Linked DNA regions of Homo sapiens: all the other regions are linked to region 3. Evidence: chromatin loops called from intact Hi-C (ENCODE). Cell type or tissue: endothelial cell of umbilical vein. All regions are shown on one strand. Links, peaks and the distances in the headings refer to the core of each region. The heading gives the core; the rest is flanking DNA.

Region 1 (10,691 bases), core at 2,506-7,505, 190 kb after region 3:
GGATATTTTCACCAGATGTACTATTCTACAGTAAAAGCTTTTTTTCCTTCAGCACTTTAAATATGTCATGCCACTGTCTCCTAGCCTGTTAGATTTCCCCTGAAAAATCTGCTGCCAGATGTATTGGTGGTCTATTGAATGTCATTTTTTCTTTTCTCTTGCTGCTTTTAGGATCCTTTCTTTACCTTTAGATAAAGTTTGATTATTAAGTGTCTTTGGGAGTTTGATTATTAAATGATTATTAAGAGAAGACTTGAGGTATTCTTCTTTGGGTTAAATCTTCTTGGTGTTCTATAACCTTCTTGTACTTGGATATTGATATCTTTCTCTAGGTTTGGGGTGTTCTCTCTTATTATCCCTTTGAAAAAACTTTCGACCCCATCTCCTTCTCTACCTCCTCTTTAAGGCCAATAACTCTTAGATTTGCCTTTTGGAGGCTATTTTCTAGAGCATGTAGGAATGCTATATTGTTTTTCATTCTTTTTTTGTCTCTTCTGACTGTGTATTTTCAAATAATCTGTCCTCAGGCTCACTAATTCTTTCTTCTACTTGATCAATTCTGCTATTAAAAGACACTGATGCATTCTTCAATATGCTAATGGCATTTTTCACCTCCAGATTTCCGCTTGATTCTTTTTAACTATTTCAGTCTCTTTGTTAAATTTATTGATATAATTCTGAACTCCTTCTCTGTGTTGTCTTGAATTTCTTTGAGTTTCCCCAAAACAGCTATTTTGAATTATCTGTCTGAAAGGTCACATATCTCCTTTCTCCAGGATGGGTCCCAGGTTTCTTATTTAGTTCATTTGGTGAGGTCATGTTTTCTTGGATGGTGTTGATGCTTGTAAATGCATCTTCGGTGTCTGGGCATTAAAGAGTTAGGTATTTATTGCAGTCTTCTTAGTCTGAGCTTGTTTGTATCCATCCTTCTTGGGAAGGCTTTCCAGATATTAAAAAAGACTTGGTGTTGTAATTGCATCTATTTCTGCTTTAAGAGGCACTCCAAGCCCAGTAACACTCTGGTTCTTGCAGACCAATAGAGATACTTTCTTGATAACTTCTTTTGGACAAGATCCAAAAGAGTTCTCTGGATTACCAGGCAGAGACTCTTGTTCTCTTCCCTTATTTTCTCCCAAATGAATGGTGTCTCTCTATCTGTTTTGGGTCACCCGGAGCTGGGAGTGGAGTGAAACAGCAGCCTGTGGCCACCACCGCTAGGACTGTGCTGGGTCAGACTTGAAGCCAGAACAGTACTGAGTCCCAAGGCCTGCTGTAACCACTCCCTAGCTGTGGCCTATGTTCACTCAATGCCTTGGGGCTCTATAATCAGAAGGTGGCAAAGCCAGCCAGACCTGTGTTCTTTCTTTCAGGATGGCAAGTTCCCCTCAGGCTCTGGGCATGTCCAGAGGTGCCATCTGGGAGCCAAGAACTAGAGTAAAAAGCCTTAGAAATCTATCTGGCATTCTATCGTACTGTGGCTGAGCTGGCACTCAAACTACAAGATCCAGTTCTTCCCACTCTTTTCTCTTTTCCAAATGCAGAGGAGTCTCACCCCATGACCAACACCACCACAAGCCTATAGGGAGTATTGCCAGACTACCGCCAATGTTCCTTTAAGGCCCAAGGGCTCTTCAGTCAGCTTGTGGTGAATGCTGCCTGGCCCGGAACTCACCCTTCAGGGCAGTGGGCTTCCCTCTGGCCCAGGATAGGTCTAGAAATGCTATTCACCAGCAAAGTCCTGGAACTGGGGACCCCAAAAAACCACTTAATGCTCCACCCCACTGTGGCTGTGCTGGTACCTAACGTGCAAGACAAAGTCCTTCATATTTTTTCCCTCTGTTTTTCTCAAGTGGAAGGAGCCTTGCCTCATAGCCACCACGACTGAGTGGTGAGTCATGTGCTGAGTCTCACCTGAACCAGAAAGTCTCACCCAAGTCCCTCAACGTAGTACCCGGGTATTGCTGCTGGTTATTCAGGGCACAATGTCTCTTTAGTTAGCAGGTGATGAATGCTTCCAGGAGTGGGATCTTTCCTTCAAGGCAGTGGGTTCCCTTGTGGCCCAGAGTGTGTCAAGAAATATCATCCTGGAGCTAGGACCTGAAAAGGGGCCTCACGGTGCCCTATCCTGCTGTGGTTGAGCTGATATCCATGTGGGATATGATGAGGTTTCTCTTCAAATAGCCTGATCAATCCTTTATTCTTTAATTCATAGTACCTCCCCACCCCTTTTTCACTTTTCTCTTTTTTCTTCCTTTCTGTCTTTGTCACATGCCCAGACACGCCACAGTACCAGGTGTTATCAGTACCAGCTCACATTCCTTTCCTTATTTGGCAAGAAGACTTGCTCTCTAGCTCACTGCAGACACCCCTTCCCCTTTCGCCTCTCTTCCTTACATACCCTCCTTATCCGAAAAAAAGTTCAAATGTTTAGCCAACCAGGGTTAATTTAGATTGTACTGCCTGACCATGGCCAATGGGGAAAGGGTACAGGGGCAGGACTTGCTTCAGGAATAAAGGCTCTTGTTCAAGTGTGCTCTCATGGTGACTGGCCAAGGAGAAGCACCCCTCTGTGCAGAAGTAAAATTGCTTTGCTAAGAATCCTTGTTTGAGTGTTCAATTTCCTTAGGATTTTGAGCATTATTCCCAACATCCAAGATGCAAGACAAAGTCCTCCTCATTCTTCCCTCTCCTCTCCTCAAGTGGAGGGAAGAGGCCTCTTTCGTGAGCTGTGCAGCCTGGGGTTAGGGGAAGGGTGATGCCAGCACCTTCTTAGCTGCCCTGGCTTGTGTCTCAGTAGGTTGCATGTTCCCTCAGTCCACTGTCTCTGGGCCCAGTTCAGCACTAGAACTTGCCTAGGAGTTGTAGCTCTTGGAGCCTAGACTGCCTTTCAAGTTTATTTAGAGCCCCAGAGTACTTTAGCCCACAGTGGTAAGGCTTGCAGGAACTGAAGTTCAGACCACTGAGATTGGATTAGCAATTCCCCTCTGGCTAAGGCTGTTTAAATGCTCCCTCTTTGGGTGGGTAACAGCTGAGTTTGGTCCCATTTTGTTTTCTTTTATAATAGGGCAGCACTGAGTTCAATGCTTCACAACTGCTGTGATCTCCCTTTCCCCAGTGCACAGAAATGCTCTCCACACCATGCTGCCACTGCCAGGGGTTAGGAGAGGGGTGGTGTTGGCTATTCAAGACTTTTTTTCTACCTCTTCGGTGCCTCTTTCAGTGATATGAAGTAAAACCAGGTATTGTAACTGCTCATTTGATTTTTAGTTCTTATGAAGGCTCTTTTATTTGTGTGTACACAGTTGTTAAATTAGTGTCCTTCCTGGGGGAGATGATTGCTGGAGGCTTCTATTCCATCATCTTGCTCTGTTGTTTTTATGTTTTCTCATTTATCTCTTTTAACTGAGGTATTTATTTGCCTTTAAAGTAATTACTGACATGGAAGGACTTACTATTTTCGTTTTGTTACTTGTCTATATATATGGATAATACATTCAATATATTTTAATATGTCTTGTCCAGTGGTTTTTGCTCCTTTTCTCCTTTGCTGCCTTCTTGTATGTTTTGTACTGACATATTTTGATTCTCTTTTCAATTCTGTTTGTGTATACAGACAGTACCTGAATGTAAGCCCAGCATAAGATAAAAAGTTCCTATGATTTACAATGGGGTTATGGTTTCTACTAAATGTGTATTATTTTGCATAATTGTAGAGTTGAAAATTTGTAAGTTGAACATAAGTCAGGGACAGTATGCTGTGTTGCCAGCATCAAATGCAATTTTGACTTACAATATTTTTGACTTCTGATGGGTTTATTCTTATGTTATCCCATCATAAGTTGAAGAGCATTGGTATTCTATTCATATTTTATTTGTCATCACCATTGCAACTACACAAAGAGACTTAAAGTTATAGCAAGATATTTTAAACCGATAACAACTTAACTTAAATTGCATATAAAAACTCTACTTCTTTACTTCTCTGCCCTCTTTATGTTACTGTAACAAAACAAATTACCTCTTTTTATATTGTGTATTCATCAACATAGATTTTTAGTTACTTCCCATGCTTTCGCTTTTAAAATTCTATACCAAATTCAAAAGTGATTTATACAGCTATGTTACAATACTTCCAGATTTTATATTTGTCTCTATGTTTATGTTTACCTGGTAGATTTATACTTTTGTATGGCTTTGTGTTGCCATTCATCATCTTTTCATTTCAACTTGAAGGATTCCTTTCAGCACTTCTTTCAGGGCAGGTCTAATGGTGATGAATTCCCTCAGTTTTGTTTATCCAGGAAAGTCTTCATTTCCCCTTCATTTTGAAGGCAGTTTAGTACTATATAGTATTCTTTGTTGGCAGTTATTTTTTCTCTCATCACATCCCACTCCTTCTAGCCTACAAGGGTTCTGTTGAGACTTTAGCTGATGATTTAATAGGAGCTCCTTTGTATGTGACAAGTTGCTTTTCTCTTGCTGCTTTCAAGATTCACTCTTTGTCATTTTTTTTTTAAAACAAAGTTTCCCTCTGTCACCCAGGCTGGAGTGCAGTGGCGTGATCACATCTTGCTGTAGCCACAAATTCCTGGGCTCAAGTGATCCTCCCACTTCAGCCTCTTTTCTATTTTTGACAGTTTAATTGTGTCTTAGTGTAAATGCTGTTAGATTCGTCCTGGTTGGAGCTTGTTGAGCTTTTTGAATTTGTATGTCTACTTTTTCCCTCAGATTAGAAAAATTTCCAGCCATCATTTTTTTTAAAAGTCTCTGTGGTGCCTTCTCTTTTTCTTGTCTGTCTTAGATTCTCATAGTGTGTAGGTTGTTCCATAATGTTACACATAGTGTCCCATAAGTTTCTTATGCTCCTTTTACTTTTCTTAGTTCTTTTTTTCTCCTTTGCTTCAGTAATTTCAAAACTCCTGTCTTTGAATTTGCTGATTCTTTCTTCTCTTGGTAACATCTGTTCCTAAGCCCCTCTAGTGGATTTTTAAATTTAGTTATTGTATTCTGCAGTTCCAGAATTTCTGTGTGGTTCTTCTTCATAGCTTCTATCTCTTTTTTGATATTTTCTTTTTGTTCATCCATTGTTTTCCTGATTTCATTTAGTTGTCTGTCTGTACTCTCTTTTAATTCATTGAAAATTCTTATGATTATTATTTTGCATTTTTTTGGTCAGATAATTCGTGTATTTTTTTGGGGTCAGTTTCTAGAGATGTAATGTGTTTCTTTGAATAGGCCATGTTTTCCTGTCCCTTTATATGTCTTCTTATCTTCTCTTGGTACTTTGGCATTTGAAAACTCAGCTACCCCGTGCAGTCTTTGTGGTCTGGTTTTCTACAGGGAGGACTTTCTCCAATCAGCCTGGCTAGAGAATCTGGAGACCTGTCAACCCTTCTCTGGGAATGCACCCTTTTGGGACTTAGTGTGTAATCACGTAACGGAAGAGGTCTTTCTATTGAAGCGCTCCCTCTAGTGTCTGCCTATGATGCTGCGGTCTGGCTGGTGCTGCAGTAAGCCACGGTACTGAAGTTCCACCTAGTTTCTGTCTGTGATACTGCAGACTGATGCTAGAACAAACTAATAGCTCCACCTATTATTTATCTGTGATACTGCATATTTTGGTGCTAGACCAAGTCATGTTGATCATCTTCGTTTTCAGTGGCCTCAAACCTGGTCCTCATTCCCGTCAGCATTTAAATTCAGGCAAGATGGAAACTAGTCCTTTGGCAGCACCCCAAAAAGTCAAAATATTGGATCAATGTTCCACTCCTTTCCCCTCCCAAAGAGAAGTCAGGAGTTGGGGTTTCTTCCCAGTTTGCATGATTATTAATGCTACTGAGCACCTTATAATATTTAACAAAGTTTTTTTTTTTTCCCAATAAAATAGTGCACTTTCTCAGGGCCATGCTGGGTACTTTCATTAAATTAATACTTCATTTTTTACTTCACTACTCAACGTAGCTGAGCAGTTTCCAGTGTACAACACAGTGACACAGGTTTCCCTTGTCCAGGACTTAGAAATTGGAGCTAGATCCCTCCGTCTTGCTCCTTGGATCTATCTTCCACCCCAGGTCCTATGTAGCCCGGCTCCACTTGGAGTGGGATTTCTTTCAATCACCCTGGTTGTATACCCTGGTCAAGGTCAGCCTTAGTCTTAGGTCTTTTATCAGTAAGGAAGCAAGTCCTCTTCTGTCCGATTTTCTACGTGATGTAATTGATCTGAGCTGTGCTGTTTCGTGAGCATTTATCTGGTAGTCTCCCAACATCCCGGGAAGCAACACCTCCCTAAAGCAGCCTGAACACCTGGATTCCGACTATTTTTTGTGTCTGTTAAATATTTTTAGGCTTCCTTTTGACATGCCTATGTATGCAGCGCTTTTGTTCTCACCAAATATTCAGGCATCATTATTTCGGCAGCAGAATGTCTAGCTAGGAAGGACCTAAACGCCTTCCCCACACCGTGTGTGTGTGTGTGTGTGTGTGAGAGAGAGAGAGAGAGAGAGAGAGAGGGAGAGAGATACGTGTGTTATGGCGAGTGTGTGTTATAGAGAGGGAAAGAGAGATAAATGTGTTATAGCTGCAGTGGAGCAGAAAGACCTCTGCTTCTGGTCAGGGGGATCTGGGTTTAAATCCTGCCCTTGGCCTGATGAGGTGGCAAGAATATGGGCAAGTCATAAATCACCCCAGCCTTAGTCCTTAGTTTCCCCTTTCCTCTGCTCCAGAGGTGGCAGTGAGAGAAAAGAAGAATGGAAGAGCAAGGTGGAAAATAGCCAAGAAGCCCACCATCACTCATATTGAATGAGAGATTGCAATTTTTATTACCTGAATAATAGGTACCATTACTGCCTCTTAGGAGGAATAATTTGGCAGATTTGAAAGGGCAGTGGTGAAGAAGAATGAAGCAGCTTTCTGCTTCAACCCTACTGAGTCCAGCTTGTTCAATAAACTGGGTACAGGGACAGGAACACAAAGGGAGACTGTTCAACAAGTTTGGGTAAACTTGACTTGGAAAGAAATTGGGGAAGGTTGTTGTTATTTTGTATGGGCTTTTCCTTTCTCGCTCGTCTTGGTCTGCCATGTTAGTAGCCTTTGGGTTCAGCCTCCCAGCACCTTGTTCTGTGTGCTTTATCCTATACACAGGAGCATCCCACAAGTAGGGTTGGCAGTAAAGTTGGCCAGGGGCCACCGATGTGGGTGGACTGGATGTGGCCAGTCATGGTGCCTGGGGCCTCAGGCTCTGTTAACTGGATTTATCCTAAGAAGGGAGGGGCAGGGCAGGAGAGTGCTTGGAGCCAGAGAGAAGATAGAGAATTTCAACCCTGTTACTCAGAAGAGGTGAAGCAAAGGGCAGCTCTTTCTTCACTTTCCCTCCCTGGAACCTGGTAATGACACATGACAATGCTCCACATCAGAGAATGCATCTTTCAGGAGCCAGGGAAATGGTAGACATTGATCAGCCCTGGGTTTGAGGCCAGAACAAGCACACAAACTCCTTCTTACTATCCAGTATTCATTGCTACCTTCCCAAAGAGTGATTTTCATAAATATTGTGATAACTTCTAGCCACAGATCATGGGACAAGCTATTAGAGCTGGCAGGACTAAGGAATGTTCTCTGCAGCCCTAGACCTAGGGGCTCTCTCTTCTTTCTCCCCCTCTGTCTCCTGCTGTCTATTCATCCTTCTCTTCATTTCTGCTCTCACCCCAATATGAGAGATTGTAGGGTGTAGTCACTGATTCATTCAACAAATATTAGCATGCGCTATGTACCAGAACTATTCTTGGTGCTTAGGATACATCAGTGAATAAGGCAGACAAAACTCACTGTCCTTATTAACTGAAGTACACATCCCAATTGGGGAGGCAGGCAATACACAATAATAAATAAAGTAAATAAGTAAATGATATAGTATCTTAGAAAGTGATAAGGCCTGTGGAAAGAAATATAGACCAGGGAAAGGGGGTTGGGGTAAGCAGGTGGTGAGGGGCTGTGAGGGCCAAGGTAAGAACTTTGGCTTTACTTGCAGTGAGATGAGCAGCTGTAGCAAGTTTTGGGAAGAGGTGGGACATGATCTGGCCTTTGTTTGAAAGGATTCCTATGCTGGCTATAGGGAGACCAGTGAGGGGCTAATGGCAGCAATCCAGGAACGAGAGGATGAAGGGTGAAATCTGGCAATGGGGATAGTGAGAAATAGTCAGATTCTGAATATATTTTAAAGCTAATGTAATTTCCTGACATAAAGGGAGCGGGATAAGAGAGGAGAGGAATCAAGCATACCTCCTAGGTTTTTGGCTCATCAGCTGGAGAGATGGAGTTCTTATCAGCCGAAATGGGGGAGTCTGTGGGTGGAGCAGAGTTTTGGGGGATAAGCAGAAGGCCAGATTTTGGGATGTAAGCTTTGAGATATTATTGGGCAGACAAATGGAGCTGTTGAGTAGACAGATGGACATGAAATTCATGGGGGAAGTCCCAGCTGGAGAAATAAATTTGAGTCCTTGAGCTATATTTCAATGATATATAAGGCCATTGGACTGGACAAAAGTATCAGAAGAGAGTATGTGGTAGTTAGGAACAAGGGAGTTTGAACCAGACTGCCTGGGTTCAAACTCCAGCCAGGCACTTAGGAGCTGTGCAACCTTGGACAAGTCAATAAAATTTTGTGTCTCATTTTTTCTCATTTGCAAAATTAAGGTAAGTATAGGTTATACCTCATCTGGTTGTTATGAGAGTAACGCAGTTTATAACACGGAAAGTACTCAGAACAGTCTGGCACACAGCACGCTTTCAGTGTATGTCAGCTACCTATCTGTTTTGCAGCAGATATGAATTGCTCCATAATACCTGAATATTACTTAATTACAGTTTTTTTGGAAACAATCTTCATCTGGTAGAAAAGTTACAAGTGTGGGATAAAGAGCCTCTTTTCAGAAACATCTGTGAATAAATTGCTGGCATATTGCCTTATCGTCCCTGGTTATGGCTTGGATGTTGGTATCTCCCCAAATCCACATGTTAGCACCTAATAGCCAATGTGATGGTAGTAAGAGGTAGGGCCTTTGGGGAGTGATTAAGTCATGAGGAATCCACCCTCATGAATGGGATTAGTACCCTTAGAAAAGAGGCTCAAGAGAGCTCCTCAGCCATCTTTTGTCATGTGAGTACACAGCGTTTATCCCCTCTGCCATGTGAGGACAGGGAGCAAGGTGACATCTTGGAAGTGAGGGCAAACCCTCACCAGATGGTGAACCTGCTGGTGCCTTGACCCTGGACTTCCTAGCCTCCAGAAATGTGAGAAATGAGCTTTTGTTGTTTATAAATTACCCAGCTAATGGCATTTTGTTATAGCAGCCCAAACGGACTAAGACACCCCTGAATATCTCAGTGCGTATTTCCTACAAATAAGAACATTTTCCTGCATGACCACCAGACCATCAAAATCAGGAAATTAACATAGGCACATTATTACCATCTTATCTTTAGATTCCCTACAAGTTTTGCCAATTGTTTCAATAACATGTTTTTATAGAGAAAGGATCCAGTTACATTTAGTTGCCATACCTCTCTAGTTTTCCTTAATATAGAAAAAAAATCTCCTTTCCTTTACTTTATGACCCTGACACTTTTTAAAAGTATAGGCCAGTTATTGTGTAGAATGCCCCTAATTTTGTATTTTTCTAACACTTCCTCATGATGAGAGTCAGGTTTTGGCACCTTTGGCAGGAATATCTGGAAGTGATGCTGTGTTCTCATTGCTTCCAATCAGAAGGCACACAATCGGTCCCATTACTAGTCATGTTCACTTTGATTACTTTGTGATGTCTTCCAGGCATTTCCACTGTATTCTTTTTTCCTTTGTAATAAGCATGTAATGTTAAGATTTTTTTTTCTTAATCCTATGAAATCCAGTTTGAGCATGTGCCTCTACCATGGTTGGAGAGAAAGTGAATAGCAGCTATTTTCCATAGCTCCCCACTCCACTCTTGGATTGGATCAGGGCACCGGGGCTGTTGCCTTCCAAGACAAAGGAGATGAATTCTGGTTCTCAGTCTTTATGGGTCACTATGGCCATTGCTCTTTGTCCAGGCCTAACTGGACAAAGTCCCATTTGAAGTTGGCCGGTTCTACTACCTGCTGCAGTCTCTCTATGACAAGCTCTTCCTTGGGGATATTTGATGAAGCTCCCAAAGTTCTGGTTCTTGAAGCCAAAATCTTCTCTGGCATGAATTCAGCACCTCACAGGCCTGGAAATGTCTAGGGCTTTGCATCCTAGGAGGGTGCAGTTTTCCATAGCTCACTGAATTCACCATCCATTTTGGAAGATACCCTTGTTTGGGCCTCTGCACAGCCAAATGTCCCTCCTGCCTTGCTAACAGAATAGCCATTCCACCCAGCAACAGTTTCAGGGAAACCTAGGCCCTTCCCCAGCCCCAGGAGATGAATCATCATTGGTCCAAGGCAGTTATGGCAGCCAGTCCCCTGAGGCTGGGACACATGTTGAGATGTGAAGGGGAGTTGTCTGGAGGCTTCTGGGGAAAAAATTCAAGTAGCTCACTGTCTCTGTGCACAGAGAATGAATATGGTAAAACAGACAAACACACAAATAAACAAACAAAAAACACTTGTATATGGATGAGTCCAATATCACCTTTATTAAAGCATCACAGAAACTACAGGTTGTGGATTTTGAGCTT
Region 2 (10,691 bases), core at 3,756-8,755, 120 kb after region 3:
TTGTTGATCTGTTTTACATTAATTTGAATTTAACATATGCTAGGATCACCTAAATTTGTCATACAGTTCTGCTATTAAAATTGTAACAGGGAAAGACAAAATGTGAAATGCATGTTATATTTTGCTTTATTTGTTGAATATCTATCTATCTATCTACACTAAATATTTGGGACACATTCAGAGTTAAGCAGGTGCTTAAAGTCTATCAAGTGATATTTATAAAATGTTTTTGTTGCTGTTATGGGAACATCCATATCCTTAGAAGCCAATAAAAAAGAGGATTCTAAATGCTAGGTGGTTGGCTAAATGTTCCTGATTTATACTGAGTGTAAAACAAAATAAAACAAAACATAAGGTATATGTGTTAAGTAGTGACATCTACATAGTTCCAAAGCACTGGCAACTATTAAAATATCATCCAGCTAAAACAAACTTTTCACAATTTTTTTTAACAGAAAAATAATAAACCAACAACAAAAACTGGTAAATGTTCTGGGTCTTGTGAGCAGACCAAAATGTTACTACAGTGTTCTCTATTGTGTGATCCCAGTGTACAAGTTTCTATTTCTCCATATCCTTATCAACATTTGCTATTTTCCATGTTTTTGATTATAGTTATCCTAGCGGGTGTGAAGTGGTTTATCTCTTGCAGGTGTTAAGTGGTATCCCACTGTGGTTTTCATTTGCATTTCTTTAGTAACAAATGATGCTGAACATGCTTTCATGTGCTTATTGGCCATTTGTATGTCTTCTCTGGAGATATGTCTATTCAGGTTCTTTGCCTATTTCTTAATTTTTTTTTTTTTTTTTGTGGTTGAGTTTTAAGTGTTCTTTATATATTCTGGATACAAGTCCATTATTTGCAAATACTTTCTCTCATTTTGTGGGCTGTGTTTCTACTTTCTAGATAATATATTTTATTGTGCAAATGGTTTTACTTTTTATGAAGTCTAATTTATCCATTTCTTCCTTTTGTTGCTCATGCTTTTGGTGTCAAATCTAAGAATCCATTGCCAAGTCTGAGGTTATAAATATTTACTCCTATGTTTTTCTCTAAATAGTTTACCCCTATGTTTTCCTCTTGTATTTGGGTCATTGATCCATTTTGAGTTAATTTTTGTGTATGGAGTGAGGTACGGGTCCAGCTTCATTCTTTTGCCTGTGATTATGCAGTTGCCCCGGCACTGTTTGTTGAAGAGACTATTCTTTCCCCATTGAGTTGTGCTGAACACTTATTGAAAATCAATTAGCCATAGATATTTATTTCTAGGCTGTCAATTATATTCCACTGGTGTATATGTCTGTCCTTATGTCAGTACCACACTGGTTTGATTATAGAAGTTTGGAGCATGTTTGGAAATCTGGAAGCATGAGCCCTGAAACTTTGTGTTTCTTTTTCTTTCTTTTTTGGTGTGTTTCTTTTTCAATAGTATTTTGACTACTTGGGGTTCATTCCAGTTCCACATAAATTTGAGGATTAGTTTTTCTATTTCCTTAGGAAATGCCATTGGAATTTTGATAGGGGTTGCATTGAATCTGTGGATCATTTGCAATTAATATTCCAATACATCAACATGTGTTGTCTTCCATTTATTTAGGTCTTCTTTAATTTCTTTCAGCAATGTTTTGTAGTTTTCAGCATAGAAGTCTTTCTCCTTGGTTTAAGTATTTTACTCTTTTGGATGCTGTTATAAATGGAATTGTTACTTAATTTCATTTTCAGACTGTTCATTGCTGATGCATAGAAAATGGACTTTCGTGCACTGATCTTGCAATCTGCAACTATGTTGAATTTGTTTATTGGCTCTAGTAGTTGTGTGCATTTTGGTATTGTTATATTTTCTATACATAGAATTATTTCATCTTCAAATAGAGATAACTTTACTGCTTCCTTTCCAGTTTGGAGGCTGTTTATTGCTTTTTCTTGCCTAACTGCTCTGGCTAGGACTTCCAGTACAATATTTAATAGTAGTGGTAAAAATGGGCATTCTTGTCTTGTTCCTGCTCAGTGGGGAAGCTTCTGCTCTTTTACCATTGAGTATAATGTGAGTTGTGGGTTTTGTGTAAGTGACCTTTATCATGTTAAGGAAGTTCTCTGTATTCTGATTTGTTGGTGAGTGTTTGTATCCTGAAAGTGTTTGAAGTGTTGAATTTTGTTGCATGCATTTAATGTATCTATTGTGATATCATTTCCCTCTTTACAGAGTTGTGTTACATTGATGGATTTTTTTTTTTCTTATGTTGAGCCACCCTTGCATTTCTGGGAGAAATCCCACTTGGTCATGATCTATAATCCTTTGAATGTGCTACTGGATTTGGTTTGCTATTTTGTTGAGGATTTTTTGAGTCTATATTCATAAGATATACCGGACAGTCGTTTTGTCTGCCTTTGATATCAAGGTAACGGTGGACTCATAGAATCATACCTTTGATATCAAGGTAACGGTGGACTCATAGATATTCTGCATTTATATTTTTGTAATCACAATTTGTAAAGAATTCTCAAAATCCAACAGTAAGAAAACAAATAATCCAATAAACAAAAAGGCAAGGACTCTTTTTTTTTTTTTTTTTGGAGACGGAGTCTTGCACTCTCACCTAGGCTGGAGTGCAGTGGCACCATCTCGCCTCACTGCAAGCTCCGCCTCCTGGGTTCACGCCATTCTCCTGCCTCAGCCCTCCAAGTAGCTGGGACTACAGGCACCCGCCACCACGCCCGGCTAATTTTTTGTATTTTTAGTAGAGACGGGTTTTCACCATGTTAGCCAGGATGGTCTCGATCTCCTGACCTTGTGATCTGCCCACCTCAGCTTCCCAAAGTGCTGGGATTACAGGCATGAGCCACCATGCCTGGCCGGCAAGGACTCTTAAAAATGCTTTATCAAAAAGGATTTATGGGTGGCAAATGGCATATGAAAAGATGTTCAGCATCATTAGCATCACAAGACATGCTAATGTCAAAACCATGACAAGAGATAACTACACACCTATTAAAATGACTAAAATAAAAATGCTGACAATACCAAGTGTTGGTGAAGCTAAGTAGCACCCAAAAATCTCATATATTGCTGACAGGAATGTGCAGTGCAACAGCCACTCTGGGAAATGATTTGACAGTTTTAAATAAAGTTAAACATACACTTACCATATAACCCAGCCACCCCAGACCCTAGACATCTCTAGAGTATTCACCCTAGAGCAGAGGTCCCCAAAACCTAGGTCATGAACCAGTATCAGTCCATGGCCTGTTAGGAACCAGCCGCACAGAGGAGGTGAGAGGCTGGTGAGTGAGCAAAGCTTTATCTATATTTATAGCCTTGCCCCACTGCTTGCCACCTGAACTCCACCTCCTGTCAGATCAGATCAGCAGCAGCATTAGATTCTCATAGAAGTGCAAACCCTATTGTGAACTGTGCATGTAGGGGATCTAGACTGTGTGCTTCTCATGAGAATCTAATGCCTGATGATCTGTCGCTGTCTCCCAACACCCCAAGATGGGACCATCCAGTTGCAGGAAAACAAGCTCAGGGCTCCCACTGATTCTACATTACGGTGAATTGTATAATTATTTCATTATATATTACAATGTAATAACAATAGAAATAAAATGCACAATAAATGTAAATGTGCTTGAATCATCCCGAAACCATCCGCCCTACTCCCTAAGTCTGTGGAAAAATTGTCTTCCACGAAACCTGTCCCTGATGCCAAAAAGATTGGGGACTGCTGCCCTAGAGAAAGGAAAATTTTGTTCACAGAAAAACCTGTACATGAATGTTTATAGCAGCTCTATTTCTAATTGCCCCAAACTGGCAACAACCCAAATATCCTCTAATGGTTGAACAGATAGACAGATTGTTGCACATTCATATCATGGACTATTACTTGGCAATGAAAAAACAATGAACTTTCCATAAGCACAACATATGAAAATTGTTCCTCCAGATGAATCTCAGAGGAATTATGCTAAGAGGCCAGTCTCCAAAGGTTAAATGCTGTATGCTTCCATTTACATGATGTTCTGGAAAAGACAAAACCACAATGATGAAGAAGAGATCAGTGGCTGTCAGGGATTGGGTTTGAGGGGTAGTGTGACTATCAAGGCATTGCATGAGGGAGGTTCTGGGATGATGGAATTGTTTTGTGTCCTGATTGTAGTGGTGGTTACATGAATCTATACGTGTGCTGAAATCTGTATAATTATATACAACATAGTTAATTTTACTGTATGATAATTTTAAAAATTAAATGAATTAGAAAATGGTTAACAGTTAATACTCACTCATATGGCCAAATGTATAACAACTCTTATGAGGCAGCAGTCTGGCAGAACTTATTTTCTGGTCACAACCCTGCTGACCAAAACAGGATGTGGTCTACACAAAGTGAAGAAACCGCAGGAACCAGCAGATGGTGAGGAAAGTGATCCCTAGCTGCCCTCATTGCTCATTAGCATATGACACTCCCACAAGCACCATGACAGTTTACAAATGTCATGGTAATTACCTGGAAGTTACCACCCCTTTCCTAGGAAGTTCTAAATAACCTGTCCCTCAGTTTGCATTGGCTTGCCCCTTAATTTGCATGTAATTAAAAATGGGTTTATGTGAGTATACAGTTGCCAGGAGCCCATATGTTGCTGACTGAAGTGCACTGCCTAGGAGTTATCCTTGCTCTACAAAGAGCAGTACTGTTCAACAAAAGATTGCCAATTCCACTGGCTTGTCCTTAAAAGCTAAGGACCCTTCTGGGATAAGCACCAATTTTGGGGCTCACCTATTCTGTATCAGTTATACTGACATACCCATTTTGCAGATGAAGAAAAGGAGGCCCAGAGGGGCTGTTGGGTTGCCCAGGGTCTCAGAGCTAATAAATGGCAGAGCTGAGAACCTGATTTGGGCAGTTTGCCCTCATGGTCATTATTCAAAATCTCTTCATTAACTGACTCAACTGGGGGGCACAAGGCCAAATTTTTCTGAGTTTTCAGGTAGCTGGTGATTGTTTTTGTTTAAGTCTCCTAGGATTTTTTTTTTTTTTTTACAAATTACATGTTTTTGTAATTTGTTACATGCTGTAATAAGAACTTTAAAAAAAGTAGATTTACAACAGCTGAATTTCCTAAAATACAGGGTGCTTGATCATAAGACTCTTCAAGAAAAAGATATTTTAGAACACTAATAAATACAATGCGAAAAAACTGTATTCTTATCTGGGTCCTTCTATCAGTGAAGCCAAAAGAGCTATTACAAGACAACTTAAAACTCATTCCAAAGATGAAGGCAGTTGTCTGTACAATGCAGTGCATCCCAGGCATCTCCAAAAGACAGTAATGAGAATCCAACCCGACAGTGAAGGGAGCCATGCCCATCAGGGAAGTTGGTGCAATTGGAAGGAAGGAAGGAAAGAAGAGGTGATCCAATCAGCATATTTTTTCTTTGAGAACATGAATAACAATATTCATCAATTTCTCATACCCACAAAAATGTTCTAAAAAAAACAGAGAAAGCAAGTTAGAAAATCCGCAACCATAGCAAGCAGTATCCTAAAGAAACATAATTATGTGCTCACATACCTGAAAAATGAACAGGTTATATTATATAGATTTTACCAACTCATCAAAGATTGGCCACATACGATGAAGACTTTGAATACCATCCTGAAGTAGGAATAACTAAAATTTGCATAGATGTTATGATCAGATCATTATGAATAAGATGCTAGTATTCATCATTCCAGGAAACCCTAAGCTGGAAACATTCAACATTCAAGCCTAAGTTGGATATTATTCAACACTTTATGCACAAGTAAATGTTAAGGGAGGCAATATGCAGAGTGATTAAGAGTACAAGCTCCGAAATAAACATACTAAGGTCAAATTTATCGCCAGGCACGGTGGCTCACACCTGTAATCCCGGCACTCTGGGAGGCCGAGGTGGGCGGATCACCTGAGGTCGGGAGTTTGAGACTAGCTTGGGCAACATGGCAAAACCCCATCTCTACTAAAAAATACAAAAATCAGCTGGGTGTGGTGGCACATGCCTGTAATCCCAACTACTCAGGAGGCTGAGGCTGGAGAACTGCCTGAACCTGGGAGATGGAGGTTGCAGTGAGCTGAGATCATGACACTGCACTCCAGCCTGGGTGACAGAATAAGACTCCGTCTCAAAAAAAAAAAAAAAAAAAAAAGAAAAAACTAAGGTAAATTTATCATAAAATTGTGGACTTGCACATGCTGGCTAGGTGGAATAGGCATGTTGCTTAACCTCTCTCACCCTCATATCTAAAATAGAATTAAAAATGGTACCTGTCTTATAGGGCTTGCCTGAGGATTAAATGGGATGATTCATGAGAAATATGTAGTTAATAATGTGGTACAGAAAAATACTCAATAAATAGTATTCATGGGCTGGGCGCGGTTGCTCATGCCTGTAATTTCAGCACTTTGGGGGGCTGAGGCGGGTGGACTACCTGAGGTCAGGACTTTGAGACCAGGCTGGCCAACATGGTGAAACCCCCTCTCTATTAAAAATACAAAAATTAGCTGGGCGTGGTGGTGCGTGCTTGTAATCTTAGCTACTTGGGAGGCTGAGGCAGAAGAATCTCTTGAGTCCAGGAGGCAGAGGTTGCAGTGAGCCAAGATCGCACCACTGCCCTCCAGCCTGTGCAACAGAGTGAGACTCTGTCTCAAACAACAACAACAACAACAACAAAACAACAACAACAACAACTGGTATTAATGCAAACAAAACCACACTGTGAATCCACTGCTCACTTACCTGACAGGCAAATGCTCACAGCGCACCCTGCTGGCGAATCTGTGGGAAAACAGGCTCTCAAGTCCACTGCGGGTGCAAGAGTAAATAGCACTTACACATCTGGGAATTTACTCTTTACACATTTGCATATACAAGCTTTGCCACTGTAGTACTGTTTGTAACAGCAAAACCCAGGAGACACCCACATGTCCTTCACAACAAATGACCTCCAAAATCTACTGTTAAATGGAAAAAGATGTAGATAGTGGTGGGCAGGCTGACACACTTGTGAATAAGAATCGCTGCAGATCTATTGGATCTAAGATGCCAGGAGTGACAAAGCCACCATTAATTTATATGCCACTAAGAAAGACCATTGCTGATTAAATTGGCACAATGCTTAGAATTTTATATTTGAGAACTCATTTAGACTTATTTAGACATGAATTTATATCATATCAACTTTGGGCACAAATAAAAAGGAAACATATAGACAAAATAAATATGTTAAGGTATTAGGTGACACCAGGACTGCCTTCTTGTATGATGCATTCTGATTTCAGAGTTGCTAAAATATGGGAAACAATGGATGCCTCAGAATAGACAGAGAGTATCGGCTTGTATTTAGGAACTCTGCAAGGACAACTAAGAAACTTATAGTGGGGAGGGAGGGAGGGAGGGGAAATTGGGCAAATGGCATGGATAAGAAGGGAGGTATCTAAGACATTTTTTGGCACCATGTAAATATATTACCTATTTAAAAGTAATTTTTTTTAAAAAGGCCATTCCCAGGTCATAGTCAAGATTTTGAACTTCATTTAGAAGTACAGCTTCTTCCCTCTCTCAGGGGCAGGGTCGCAGGGGACATGGGGAAGGGCCTGCTGGTTTCCTGTGGCCGGTGCAGATGCTCTGGGCTTCCCTCTAGGGTGCACTTGTTGGTTCTTCAGATCTTGGTTCACTTCCCTTGAGGAAGCCAATAGATTCTCTAGCTGGCTGCTTGTAACTCCTCCCTCAGTCCTGCAACCCAAGGTCTATCTTGCACTAAGGTCCCTCTGTCCTTCCAGAGCAAGACCCAGGACAGTCCAGTCTGGCTGCCTCATGGGTCCACATTTGGCTGATGGGACTTATAGCACAAGCTCCTTCACACCAAGTTCTCTTTGCTTCATCAGCCTCTTGCTTTCAAGATTGCTCAGGTGTGAGGTGGGTGCCTGGCACCTTCGTCATCTCCAAGCTCTTGAGTGGTCTCCTTGAGACACCAATCCCTAGGCTGAGGGAGAAGGAAAGCTCCCCCTTCCCCTGTGCACTCAAAGCCCTCCAGTAACTTCCTTTAAAGAAAACTCTTCTCAGAGCTCCAACTTGAACCTTTAACGTCTTTGGTGTGGGAAAGAGGCAAGGAGACACACAGCTAGTTTTTGACCATGTCTTTGAAAGCCCTGTGTGTGGACAGCAATTCATCCTGGGAGGTGGAGTAGCTAGGCCCCCTATTGCCTTGGGAACCCAGCCAAATTGGGATGGAAATAATTCCATCTTAGTATATTGTCACATGGATGATCAAACTAAGGAACCTGCCGAGGCCACACAGCTAGTACCCAGCAGGCTGACTCCTAAGCCTGAGCTTTTCCTGCTGCAGGTGGTTCACCCAGAGCTGACTTAAAATAAGCTCATGGTACAGAGGCCAGGCCAGGAGGATGGAGTTAGATGGCCCTTGGTTCAAACTCAGTTGTCATTTATTAGTAGTGTGTCCTTGACTGCTTTCTCCTCTCTGATTCTCCGATCATTTAACCAATAGACGTTTAATGGCCAGGTTGTCTACCACGTGCAAGGCACTCAATTTCATTCTCTGTAAAGATGTGAATAATAAAAGCACCTGTTTCACAGGAGTGTTGAGAATTAATGAGATCATGCTCAAGTGTTTGACAGCGCCCGGCACATGGTAAGGGCTACACAGCAGCACCTATTGTCATTCATAAAGTTCCTCCTATGCGTCAAGGGCTTCACAGACATCTTTAATCCCCATAGTCTAAGAGGTAGGAACTACCATTATCCCTGTTTTCTGAATGAGGAAGCCAAGGCTCAGAGAAGCTTAGGTGACTTGTCTAAGGTCATGCCTGGTATAAGATGGAACCTAAGTTCAAAGCCTGCCCCAAGCCTCCACATGCCCTCTGAGTTTGTCTCTTGAGGAAGGACAACTTTTTTGCCTTTTCGTCAGAGAACCAACCTTTAATCACCCTTCACAACCCAGTTCAAGGGTGTCCGCTTCCGTTTTCCCTGTCCCTCCCTGCCCGACCCAATCGTCCCTCCTGCCACTGCCTTTGTGCCTGCCTTTTTCACAGCAGTAGAGCCTCGGGGTCAAGGGCTGTGGCTCTGCGTTCAGGTAGTTGGGGATTCAAATGCCTCTTACTCCGTGTGTGGCTTCAGGCAAGTCCCATCACCGCTCTAAGCCTCAGTAACTTCTTCCATAGTGGGCTAACCATGGTACCCTTGGGTTGTTAAGGCACAAACGGCCTGGCACAAAGTGAGTGCTCAAATGATGGCAGCTGCTATTACGATTAGTAGTAGCAAGTCCTAGTCCTGGCATTGAGGTTCTCAGTTGCTCAACACGGAGGGTAACTGGCCCTTAATAAACCTCTTGGTCCAGCTGAGACAGGGCAAGAAGGGACTGGGGACATTCCTGTCACACCCGCTTCCTACCCCAGACACATCTTCTTAGCACCTGTTGCAGGAACACCCTGTGGCTCTAGGTGCCCTTTAGGACGCCCCCTCATGGCTGAGAACCTGCTTTGGGAGGAGGGACTGCAGTTCCCAAGCAGGCACCACATGGGGGTGCTTTAAAAGCCTTCTTGCCTTCCATCCTTTTAGATAAGGTCTGGTCTCCATTTCACAGGTTCATCCAAGCACGCACTTGTTGAGGATCTACTATGCGTCAGACACCATGCCACCTGCTCCGGATACAAGAGTGAGGAACAGGCATTTCTGCCCTCATGGAGTTTATAAGCTAGTGGGGGGACCAAGGAAACAAGCACGTTAATAAATAGAGTACATATTAGATGGAGCAGAGAGAAGAAAAATGAAGCAGGTCAAAGGGATGGAGGGTGGTGGGAAGGGGCCAGGGCCTATGGGGCTCTGCAGGTCTTAGAAGTTTCCAGGGGTAATGGAAAGCTCCCAAGGACGTTAAAGGATGGGAGTGGCAGGCTGTGGTTAATGGTGCCAAAGAAGCCCTTTGCCTGGGTGGGGCAAGGGCAGAAGCTGGGGGACTGATGAGATTCTGCAGTCATAGGTGAGTGACTACGGAGGCTGGCCCAGATGATCGTAGGGGAGGGGTGACCAGGGGCACCCAGAGGATTGCTGATGGACTGGACATGGCATGAGATGAGGCCACCGAAACAGAGAGGCACAGTCACAGTGCAGGAGCTCAGACTGGGACCTGGGTCAGATGCTACAAGTCAAAAAGTGTTTTCTACTCTGCTTCCCTGTCCTGGCCTGGGAAGAGTGTGGCCTGGAAGAGGGGGACTGGGATCCCCAGCCACACACCCTCAACACAGGAGCCCAACGCCCATTTAAAGAAGGAAGGCCTTTTATTTGGGCCTGGGAATCAGGAGTTGGCAGTTCTCTCTGAAATGCTGGGAGTTAGGAGACAGGGAGCAGCAGGGAACCCTTATTTCTGTACCAGCTGCTTCCCCTGAATGAGCTCTAAGTCATCTTTAAGCTCCTGGCAGGGAAGGGCATGCTTTGTCCTATGGATGGGTATGAAAAGGGCCGCTGCCCCTCTGGAAGACACTTTGGAACGCCATTAAAGCCATGCCTAGCTCTTGACCACATGCCTGCTTCTTCCCTGGCCTTCTACTGAGGAAGCAGCCGGATCTGTGCAAGACTCTACCTACAGGGTTGCTGGGCATGATTGTTAACAAGATCAAACAACCCACATCCCACAGCAAA
Region 3 (10,691 bases), core at 1,866-6,865:
GCCCCTTGGCCTGTTTTCTTTATACTGGGTGGTTTCTCTAAGGGGAGGCAGTGGGAGGGTTCACACCATCTTCCTCCAGCGCAGGGGTCACAACACCCGCACGGGAAAAAGCCACGTGGGCAGCGATCATCTCTGATGTGCAGGGAAGCAGAGAGCTGTGTGGGGCTGAGGCACCACTGCCCTCTTGGGGTCAGGCTCAGAGTCTGGAGCCACCTCCCCCTGCCCCCACATGGCACACCCTGCTGGGCGCCATGAGCACATCGCGTCTCACCTTCCCCAACACCCCCTAAAGTGGCTTCTCATGCCCACTTTGCAGAAGCAGAAGCAGCCACGGTCACACGGGGGGTGCCCCAAAGCCAGTGCTCCCTTTGTCAGCCCCACTGCCCCACAGTCCTACCCCATCCCCACAGTTCCATCCTGTCCCCAGTTCCAGTCATCCCCGCGCCAGGCTGGCAGGTGGCACGTGACAGAGGCAGAGCCAAATCATGGCTCTCAGAGGCCACGCGTAGAAAAGGCCCTGGTCTCACCACGGTTTAAGAGGAAACCAGCCCTGGCACGTCAGGGGACCAAGGATTCCAGAATTTTCAGTTACCTTTTTATTTTATTTTCAATAGTTTTGGGGGAATCAATTACCTTTGCGGACAGGGTTTTGTTTAAAATCAAATCTTTATTCAAAAGATAGTCAAGGCTGACAACTTATGCAGTCTGTGACAAAGAGCAAGTCAAGGCAAGGAAAAAGCTCTCACAAAGAACGTAGCTCTGTTCTCTTAAAATGTGTAACTGTTTTCCTGGTAGAGCAAAATTTCTTGAAAGGGGCCCAGTTGCGACTTTAAGCAGCGTTTAAACAGCCTGCCTCCGTGTCCAGCATTTAAATCAGCACAAGAGAATCGGCTGCCTGTGGGCCCTGCCTGAGCCTCAGCCTAGCTTGGAGTCTGAGGCTCCAAGGAGGCCTGTGTGTATAAGCCATCCCATGGTCACCCTCCTGGACACGCCCCCCTCATGGCAGCCCCCACCTTAAGCAGCAGGCCGGCTGCAACCCATCATCCGAGGGTGGTTGCCCTTTGCTGCAGGAGGGCGGGAAGCCCCCCCTGCCTGCCCTGCCCTGCAGTGGCTTCAGGCATCTGGGATGGAGTGGTCCATGGTGTGGTGGAGCAGGACTGGAGGCAACCTGGATACAGCAACAACAGTGACCAGGTTGGCAGCTCCTTCTCTCCACCCTCCAGCAACCTCCACCCCCTTCCGAGCCAGTGCATCCCATGTGGGCCTTCACTCCCAGTTCTAAGACTTTCGAATCACCAGAAGCCACAAGCTACCTTGGAGGGAGGGGAAGGGAGGATAGAGCTGGCTGAGCCTGTGCCCTGTGTCAGCACTGAGAAAGTGGAAGTGGCTGAGCCAGGTGCACCTGGGAGGCCGGGAGGTGAAGGGGATGGCAGAGGAGGGGTGAGGAGGGGTGAGGAGGGGTGCAGCCTTACTTTTTGACCATGTGCTCGTAGATCACACTGGGGATGATGGTCAGGGTGACAACGTTCCCAGCCGTGGCCAGAATCTCCATGATCTTTTTGTCCTAGGGAGGAGGCAAGTAAGCGATCACCCTAAGGATTGGGGACCAGGGGCAACTCTACAGGCCCCTCTGTGGAGGGATCAGCATGGCCACTGCTAGAGGACACCACTGATGGCTGACTGCAGGGCAGGGCTGCCTCGGACCCCGAGCCTGTCAGATGAGGGTCCCAGCAGACTCCCAGGTAAGGTCTTGCTTGAGTGAGAACATGGGTCTCCCACCTGAGGATCTCCTTGGTCAAATGAGCATGCCTCTTCCCACCCTCAGCTTGAAGGCCAGCGGTGTGAGCCTGACGCGTAACAGGGCCTCATCAATGCGATTCTCCTCCCCCTTCCAAGGGCTCCCAGAGACTCACCAAGCCCACAGTCACATTTGGGTTCTGGCCTCAAAGCATAAATGCCTCCCCATCCTGTGGGAGGTACTAGGCGTACCCATCCACCCTCTGGCTCCTGCTGCCTCCAGGGCCATAAGGATCCTCCTCCTCTTACATCCTCTTACATTTGCTTGTTTGATAAAAAGAGATGGGCCTGCAGACACCACTTAGATCATGGGAAGAACAAGAAATTAAAAGTCTCTACGCAAAGCGTGCCAGGTGGTCCAAACACTAACGTTATGGCCATAGAAGAGCCTCTGGCCCTCACTCAGAGCCTATTGACCTTTACATTACACATGTATGTTATCTGGTTATGTGTTTTCTTGGTTGTTCGAAAATAAATGTGAGAAGATGTGCTAGACAGGACTAGTGATGGCCACAGGTGGAAATAAACTTTGAAAAGACAAACGATCTCAAGAAGTGTGGCTGGCTGGGACAAACCCAGTTCTGAAGAACCTCACGACCCCATGGATTTCTGAATAACGATTTTCTAAAACATTCCTAAACTACTGAACATGATCCACTATACCAAAAAAAGTGCCATACAGAGCAAGGAGGTGTCCATGCAGCCAGCAATAGCTATTATGTATTAAGCACCTGCTATGTGCCTGGCACTGTGCTCAGAGCTCTAGGTACACTGTCTTTTTTTTTTTTTTTTGGAGACAGGGTCTCTCTCTGTTGCCCAGGCTGGAGTGCAGTGGCATGATCATAGCTCACTGCATCCTTGACCTCCCAGGCTCAATTAGTCCTCCCACCTCAGCCTCCTGAGTAGCTAGGACTACAGGTGTGCACCACCACGCTTGGCTAATTTTTTAGTTTTTTTTGTGGAAAGAGGGTTTCACATTGCCCAGGCTGGTCTCGTGCTCCTGGACTTAGTGATCCTCCTGCTTTGGCCTCTCAAAGCACTGGGATTACAGACGTGAGTCACCGCACCCAGCCCTACGAACACCGTCTTACTGAACCCTCACAGCAACCTTAGGAAGAGGATGCTGAGGCTCAGGTGGGGTAAGCAAGCTGCCCAAAGACCTGAGCCCTCCCACCACCCGGCAGTCCCTCCCTGGTGCGGCCACCAGCCTACCTTCAGCCCGATAACATTCTGCCCGTCCACCTCACACACGTAGTGGTTGGTGAGGAGCCCGTTGCGGGCCGCAGAACTCCCTTTGACCAGAGAGACAATCTTCCCCTTCTTGATCACGAAGCCGACGTGGCCCATGCTGTCCTTGTGCATGGTGACAGTCCGCTGGAACGGCCTGGCAGGAGGGACAGTGAGCTGTCCTGGGGACATGGCTGGGGTGAGACGGAGAGGCTGCCCGGGCCTGGCTACTCACCTGTCCCGAACCACCACGACAATCTTATCGCCTGATGCCTTCTTCACCACCTGATGGGCTTTGTGCGAGCTCCACCCAGCACAGTCACGCCCGTCAATCTGCAGGAGCTGGTCCCCAAAGCGCAGCCCCACAAGGGATGCAGGGGTGTTGGCCTGGACCAACTGCACAAAGAGCCCCTGGGGGAGGCAGGGCCCCAGAGTCAGTGTCCCTGGCCCACCCTAGGCACAGATCCCTCTTCCAACCTGTTGTTTTCCTCCTGATACTCCAGGAACCTACAGGGTGCCAGGGACACAGCTCTGCATGGCAGGCACCAAGGTTACCCCATTTACCGGGGAGGAAACACTCTAGGCCTCATAGTTAGGAAGCAGGTGAGTCAGGATTTCAACCCTGGCCTGGGGCTGCACTCCGAAACACTCCACTGTACCATTCACAAAGGCATGGGCTTCCCTGGCGTCGGCTGTCTACACCGTCGCCTGGAAGCTAGATGCCCTGGGCAGCGAAGGGCAGGTGGGGAAGGGAGGCTCCTCCGAGCGACGGAAGCCCACGGAGAGGCCAGTGGAGGGCCCTGCGCAACCCAGCACCAGCCCCGCCCGGGTCTCGGGGAGGAGGGACTGGGGGCAAGAGCCTGGCCGCTGGGGTTAGGAGGCCCGCTCTGCACCTTCCTTACTGTGGACGGGCCCTCTGAGCTCTGAGGCCTGGCGGGAGAGCGCGTGCAGCTCGAGCTCCTCTTCCCACCCAGCCCCCGCGCCCTACCTGGTCGACCTTCCGCAGCCTCAGCCCGGTCTTGCCGCGCTCGTCCTTGCACAGGTGGATCTCGCGCACCCCGGGCTTGATCTCAGCTCGCCGCACGCCCAGGCTGTACCCGGTTACCGGTGCCACCATCTGGCCGGGCCCGGGGCCCGAGACCGCTGTCTGCAGACACCAGGGGGCAGGGGGTCAGCCCGGCCCGTGGGGACCCTGTGCCTCAGGAGACACTGGGGTGGGGGTAGGGATGGGGAAAGGAGGATGGAGCCGTCCCCGGGTCCCCCCACGTCCCCAGTCCACGCTTCTCCCCTAGGGGCGAGAGGAGACGTGGCTCCACGCGGCCACTAGGGGGCGTCAAAGTCCATGCCCTTAAAAAGCCAGGAAAACGGGGAGGGAAGGGGCGAGGATACAGGAAGAGGCCCTTCATTTCCCAAGGGAAACTGGCATCAGGAAAAGCCTCCTTTAAAACCCACTTAAAATAGAAAAAGTCACAGTAAATAGTGAGCAACAGGGGATAAAAGGACTGGATTTTTGTCTTGAGAAAAATGTAAAAATATACAAATTCATGATGCAGAAAAAGGCAAGGAACTTCACTCTCCCAACACTATTAAAGATGGTACTGGAAGACCTAGCCAGCACAGTAGGCAAGAAAAGAGGGGGAGTCACACAGATCAGAAGAGAAGAAATAAAACGGTTCCTATTTATAGATGGCACGATGGTCTACTAGAAAATCCCAAAGAATCTACAAATAAACTCCTAGACCAAATAAAAGAGTTTAGCAAGGTCCTGGGATACAAAATTAACACACAAGATTCAATTGTACTTCTGTATACTAACAACGAACACATGTAAACTGAAATTTAAAATACAACACCAGGCTGGGCGTGGTGGCTCATGCCTGTAGTCCCAGCACTTTGGGAGGCCGAGGAAGATGGATCACTTGAGCCCAGGAGTTCAAGACTAGCCTGGGCAACTGTTGAAACCTCCTCTCTACTAAAAATACAAAAATTGGCTGGGCTGGTGGCAAGCACCTGTAGTCCCTGCTACTCAGGTGGCTGAGGCAGGAGAATTACATGAACCCAGGAGGTGGAGGTTGCAGTGAGCCAAGACTGAGCCACTGCTCAGTCCAGCCTAGGTGACAGAGCAAGACTCCACCTCAAAAAAAAAAAAAAAAAAAAAAAGGAAAGGAAAGGAAAGGAAAAGAAAAGAAAGGAAAAGAAAAGAAAAGGAATACAATACAATACCACTTACAATCACTCAAAAAAAAAAAAAAAAAAAGAGGCCGAGCTCAGTGGCTCACTCCTGTAATCCCAGCATTTTGGGAGACCAAGGCCGGAGGACCACTTGAGGCCAGGAGTTCAAGACCAGCCTGGGCAACAAAGCAAGACCCCCATCTCTGTTAAAAACAAAAACGAAGCAAAATAAAACCTAAAAACAAGAACAACAAAAAGAAATACGTGTAAATCTAACAAAACACATACAGGAACCGTATGCTGAAAACAACAAAATACTGATAAAAGATATCAAAGAAGACCTAAATAAATGGAAGATTCTCTGTATTCACGTGTTGAAAGAATTAGTAAAGCTGTCAATTGCCACCAAATTGATATACAGATATAACACCATTTCTATCAAAATCTCTACAAGATGTTTTGCAGATCCAGGGAAGGTTAGTCTAAACTTTATATGAAAAGACAAAGGAATTTAGAATAGCTAAAACAATTCTGACAAAAAGAATAGCGAGAGGAATCACCACCAAATTTCAAGACTTATTATATATAGCTACAATAATCAAGACAGTGTGGTACTGGTGAAGGGATAGACAAGTATCAGTGGAACAAAGTAGAAAATCCAGAAATAGCCTCAAATGAGTAAAGTCAACTGCTTTTTGCAAGAGTGCTTTCAACAAATGGTGTTGGCTGGGCGCAGTGGCTCATGCCTGTAATCTCAGCACTTTGGGAGGACAACACAGGGAGATCAGCTGAGGTCAGGAGTTCAAGACCAGCCTGGGCAACAGGGTGAAACCTCATCTCTACAAAAATACAAAAATTAGCCAGGTGTGCTGGAACGTGCCTGTGGTCCCAGATACGCAGGAGGCTGAGATGGGAGGATCGCTTGAGCCCAGGAGGCGGAGGTTGCAGTGAGCCAAGATCATGTCACTGCACTCCAGCCTGGGTGACAGAGTGAGACCCCATCTCAAAACAAACAAACAAACAAAACAACAAAAAAAGCAAATGGTGCAACCATGGCAAAAATATGAACTTTGACTGAAACCTAACTCCTTACAAAAAAATTAACCCAAATTCAATCATAAACGTAAACGCAAAACATAAAACTATAACCATTTTAGAAGAATACGAAGGAGAAAATCTTTCGGACTTAGGGCTAGGTAAATATTTCTTTACAAAGTATGAGCCACAAAAGAAAAAAAAATCAATAAACTGGACCTCATCAAAATTCAGAACTGTTAAGCTACAGACTGAGAGAAAACATAAACCACACATCTGACAAAGGACTTTAGAATACACAAAGAACTCCCAAAACACTACAGACAAGCCCCAGCCTGGCCAACATAGCAAGACCTTGTCTCTGCAAAAAATAAAAATAACAATAATAAAAGAAATTAGCTGGGCATGGTGGTGTGCACCTGTGGTCCCAGCTACTCGGGAGGCTGAGGTGGGTGGATCACCTGACCCGGGAGGTGGAGGCTGCAGTGACCCGTGATCGCACCACTGCACTGCAGCCTGGACAATAGAGCAAGACCCTGTCTCAAAAAACAAGAAGAAGAAAACAAGCCATTTAGAAAATGAGTAAAATATATGAAGAAACATTTTACCGGAAAGAATATACAGATGGTAATAAGCACATGGAAAGATGGTCCACATCATCAGGTGCCAGGGAAATGCAAATTAAGACCATGATGAGCCATCATTATACCTATCATAGTGGCTAAAATATAAAATAGTAATAATACCAAATTCTGGTGAAGACATGAAGAAACTGGAGCACTCATGTATTGCTCACGGCAAAATAAAATGGTATAGCCACTCCAGGAACTAGTTTGGCAGTTTCTTTTTGAGACAGGGTCTCACTCTGTCACCCAGGCTGGAGTGCAGTGCTGTGATCTTGGCTCACTGCAGCTTCCACCTCCTGGGCTCAAGCAATCCTCCTGCCTCAGCCTCCTGAGTAGCTGGGGCTACAGGCACAAGCCACCATACCTGGCTAATTTTTGTATTTTTTGTAGAGATAGGATTTCACCATGCTGCCCAGGCTGGTCTCGAACTTCTGGGCTCAAGTGATCCACCTGTCTCAGCTTCCCAAAGTACTGGGATTACAGGCATGCACCACCACACCTGGTGGCAGTTTCTTTAAAAAACTTAAACATACATTTGTCATACAGCCTAGCAATTGCACTTTGGGCATTTATCCTAGAGAAATGAAAACGTATGTCTATACAAAAACCTGTATAAGAATAACTTTGTTTGTAACCACCAAAAACTGGGAACAACTTAGCTATTCTTCAACAGGTTAAACAAACCCTGGTACATTCACATCATGGAATACTACTCAGCAGTAAGAAGGAATGAACTATTATTGACACACACAACAGCCTGGATGGATCTAGAGGGTATTGTGCTGAGTGAAAAAAGCCAACCTCAAATGGTCACATACTGTACGATTCCACTTATGTAACATTCTGAAATGACAAAATTATAGAGATGGAAAACAGAGGGCCGGATGCCAGGGGTTAGGGAGGGTGGCAAGCAGGCAGGCATAACTATACAGAAGCAGCCTGGGAGGGAGGTGGTTGTGGTGATGAACTAGTTCTGTATGGATTGCAGTACTGGTTACATGAATCTACACACTGATGAAATGACATAGAACTAGAGACACACTGTACTCGCGTAAGACTCCTGGTTTTGATAGTGTACTATAGCTATGGAAAACATAAGCATTGAGGAAACTGGGTGAAGGGTACTAACAACTTCTCTGTACTCACTTTGCATCTTCCTGGGAATCTACTGTTTAACAATAAAAAGTTAAAAGACATACAAAATTTTAAATTATAAAAATGTATTCATCATCTTATATTTTATCAAAATTACGGTTGAATGCATTTATGTCTTAATTATAGGAACAAAGAGTGATGACAGTGGGGCTGCCTACAGAAGGACCTTCTTTGCTTCATGTCTGCCTTTCACAGCACGACCATGAAGGGGGCCACTGTGGAGAAACACCCCAGGGTGCCATCAGTTCTTCTCAGGGTCCCACATGGCCTCATCCTTGTGGATTTCCTCCTGTCAGATCCTCGTTTTGGCAGTGGCTTTGTATGTGTCTGTGACAGTTCTCTATCATCATATCCATGAACTTCATGAAATTCCCCAGCCTTAGACAACTTTGCAGTTTGTACTTTCAGTTTCATCGGCTCAGGACGAGCCTGGCAGGAAGACTGACAGGTGGGACGCAGGGATGCTAGAGCTAACTGGCAAGGGGCTTAGGCGGGGACTGGTTCTACAGGTAAATATGTTTTCAGTGGCATATATTTCTGTGATGGTGTCTTTTGCTCCCCGAAGCCATGGAAAGCAGGAATTGAGCCTTGTTGTTTAATTTGGGGACCAGAGTTGGGTGACGAGCTCCTGCCCTCTCGGCTCTGTTTATCCATGCAGGCAGCCCTGCTTTTGATGTCCCCAGGTTCACGCTGGGCTTAATGACCTCCCTTCTCATCCAGCTCAGGCCCAAGGTCAAAGGGCAAGCCCTGGTTCTCCATCCCCAAGGCTTGTGGGAAGATCTGAAACCATGAAAGCCCACAGTGGTTTTCGTGAAGCCTCAAAATGAACGGTGCCATCAAGAAACAGAGCCAGCAGAGTGCTGGGGAGAGGGGAGGTCCGAGCACAGAGAGAAAGAAGGTCTGTTGAAATGGCAAGACCAGGAAAAAGGGAGGATTGGGAGGTTCTGCGCCCGCAGCAGGCAGAAGCCAAATACATACACTGTCACCCTCTGGAATCTGAAGCAGGCTCTCCTGGACTTCTTGGCTGGAGAGGGAAAGACCCATATAATTTTCCAGTTCTGCCAAGTTTGGGTACAAAACTGATAGGGAAAGAAGGAAGAATAAATGTGTCATTAGAGGACATGTGCTTCCCTATGCCTGCCTGGCTCCCCTGTGGCTGCTCATTTTTATTAAGAAATGGAGCCTGGGAATGGTATTTATTTCCAAGACTGTGGGGTATCCCCAGGAACACTCACTGATGAGCGCTCCTCAGAGGGCCCAGGTGCAGGGTAGGACACCGAGTCCTCATGCACCACTTTGCTATTCAACTCCACTGACTTTATTTGACACCCAGAAACCTCTGCATCCCTCAGCGAATGGTTCCCACCAGGACTGGCAGGGTCCTAATCCCTTCTTATAAGGATTTGTGTCCTTATAAGAAGAGACAACAGAGGGCTCATGCATGCGCTCTCATGCTGTATCTCTCTCGTGTTCTCGTTTTCTCTCTCTCTTTTAAGCAAGTACACTGAGGAAAGGCCATGTAAGGACTCAGCCAGAGGGTGGCCATCTGCAAGCCAGGAAGGGAGGCCTCACCAGAAACTGAATTGGCCAGAACCTTGATCTTGGGCTTCCAGCCTCCAGAGCTGTGGGAATATACATTTCTGCTGTTGAAGTCATCCAGCCTATGGTATTTTGTTATGGAAGCCTAAGCTGAATAAGGCAAGTGGGGTTCTGGCCCCTTCTCTCTTTGAGCCGCTATCTGCCGTCCACTTCTTCCCCACCTGCCCCCACCCCAGGCCAGCCATAGTTCCAGCAAGGAAGTCTGACAAGTGTGGTATTTCATTCCCGGGGTCACATGAGATTGGATCACCAGAATGGTGCTGAAATGCTGATTTGAGGTGACTCAAATCGTTTATATAGACAGAGGCCCCACAAATGATATCACATCCTCAAGGCAGCCTTGCTGGGGGCATCAGAGAAGCCATAGCTTCCCTAACTTGAGCTGGGTTTGGAAGGATAAACAGGGGTTCACCAGGCAGTCAAGGAGGGAGGGGAACAGCATGGGCACAGGCTCTGGGAGGTGAGGTGACTCAGCCCAGGTCACCCAGGCAGTAAGAGGTGGGTGGCAACTGGAAGCCTGGTCCTCTCTTCCCACCATGTTGAGTCCTTAACCCTGGAGCCTCCCATACCTTTGGCATTGCCAAGCTTCCCTGATGATCTCTTCCCTGAAAGGACTTGGCACCCAGGAGCCCCTCATCCCAGCCCACTCACCTGGTGGTGGGGAAATGGCTGTTGCCTGGACTGGCAGGGCTGGCATCTTGGGTGAGGCTCTGACCTGGGCCTGGGGAGGAGCAGGGAGCACTGGTCAGCTGTGGCCAGGACCCCAGGAACCCCAGAGCCTGGAGCTCCATGAGGCCAGGGTCTGGGCATTAGGGGTGTGAGTGGGCCCGGGGTGTGGGGGGAGTGTGCACCAACCCTCAGGGCTCAAGATCACGTAAACGTGGCCTCCGCAGATGTGTCTTTTCCTGGGAGGAAGTTCTGGGGGACTGTGACCCACCCTATGTCACAACCCATTTACTGCCTGCAACAGGCAGAACATCAAGGCCCATCTCCCAATCAAGTTCTCAGCTGAAAAGTCTCCATTTCTCAAAACCCACTGGAACCACAGAGTGCTGGGATGGAGGAGGAAGGGGGCTTCTG

The links. Peaks named below come from ENCODE experiments on the same cell type or tissue, not always from the same donor. Only the 100,000 strongest peaks of a DNase experiment are listed, where the experiment ranks them.
Region 1: a loop joins it to region 3, with 11 times the contacts of the local background. A loop is called at or near these places in 21 of 110 quality-filtered maps.
Region 2: a loop joins it to region 3, with 15 times the contacts of the local background. A loop is called at or near these places in 106 of 110 quality-filtered maps.

What each region holds. Positions count from the first base shown.
Region 1 is chr20:1,498,317-1,509,007 of GRCh38, forward strand. No RefSeq gene overlaps it. Among named protein-coding and RNA genes, the nearest start is that of SIRPB2, 12 kb to the left of the region's middle. RefSeq lists an enhancer at 2,264-2,815 and a silencer at 2,274-2,474. In endothelial cell of umbilical vein, for the core only: a CTCF peak has its summit at 5,505 (motif pointing left); a DNase peak (open chromatin) is centred at 5,485; H3K27me3 peaks cover 818 bases.
Region 2 is chr20:1,430,676-1,441,366 of GRCh38, forward strand. No RefSeq gene overlaps it. Among named protein-coding and RNA genes, the nearest start is that of NSFL1C, 31 kb to the right of the region's middle. In endothelial cell of umbilical vein, for the core only: a CTCF peak has its summit at 6,811 (motif pointing left); DNase peaks (open chromatin) are centred at 4,416 and 6,786; H3K27ac peaks cover 1,047 bases.
Region 3 is chr20:1,309,328-1,320,018 of GRCh38, forward strand. It overlaps SDCBP2 (syndecan binding protein 2), which reads right to left. Exons shown (of 9, transcript NM_080489.5): 3 at 10,263-10,332; 4 at 8,991-9,091; 5 at 4,013-4,171; 6 at 3,260-3,435; 7 at 3,010-3,181; 8 at 1,473-1,564; 9 at 582-1,168. The coding sequence ends at 1,114. FKBP1A-SDCBP2 (FKBP1A-SDCBP2 readthrough (NMD candidate)) reads right to left here. Exons shown (of 10, transcript NR_037661.1): 4 at 10,263-10,332; 5 at 8,991-9,091; 6 at 4,013-4,171; 7 at 3,260-3,435; 8 at 3,010-3,181; 9 at 1,473-1,564; 10 at 582-1,168. Among named protein-coding and RNA genes, the nearest start is that of SDCBP2-AS1, 11 kb to the right of the region's middle. In endothelial cell of umbilical vein, for the core only: a CTCF peak has its summit at 4,342 (motif pointing right); a DNase peak (open chromatin) is centred at 4,454; H3K27ac peaks cover 643 bases.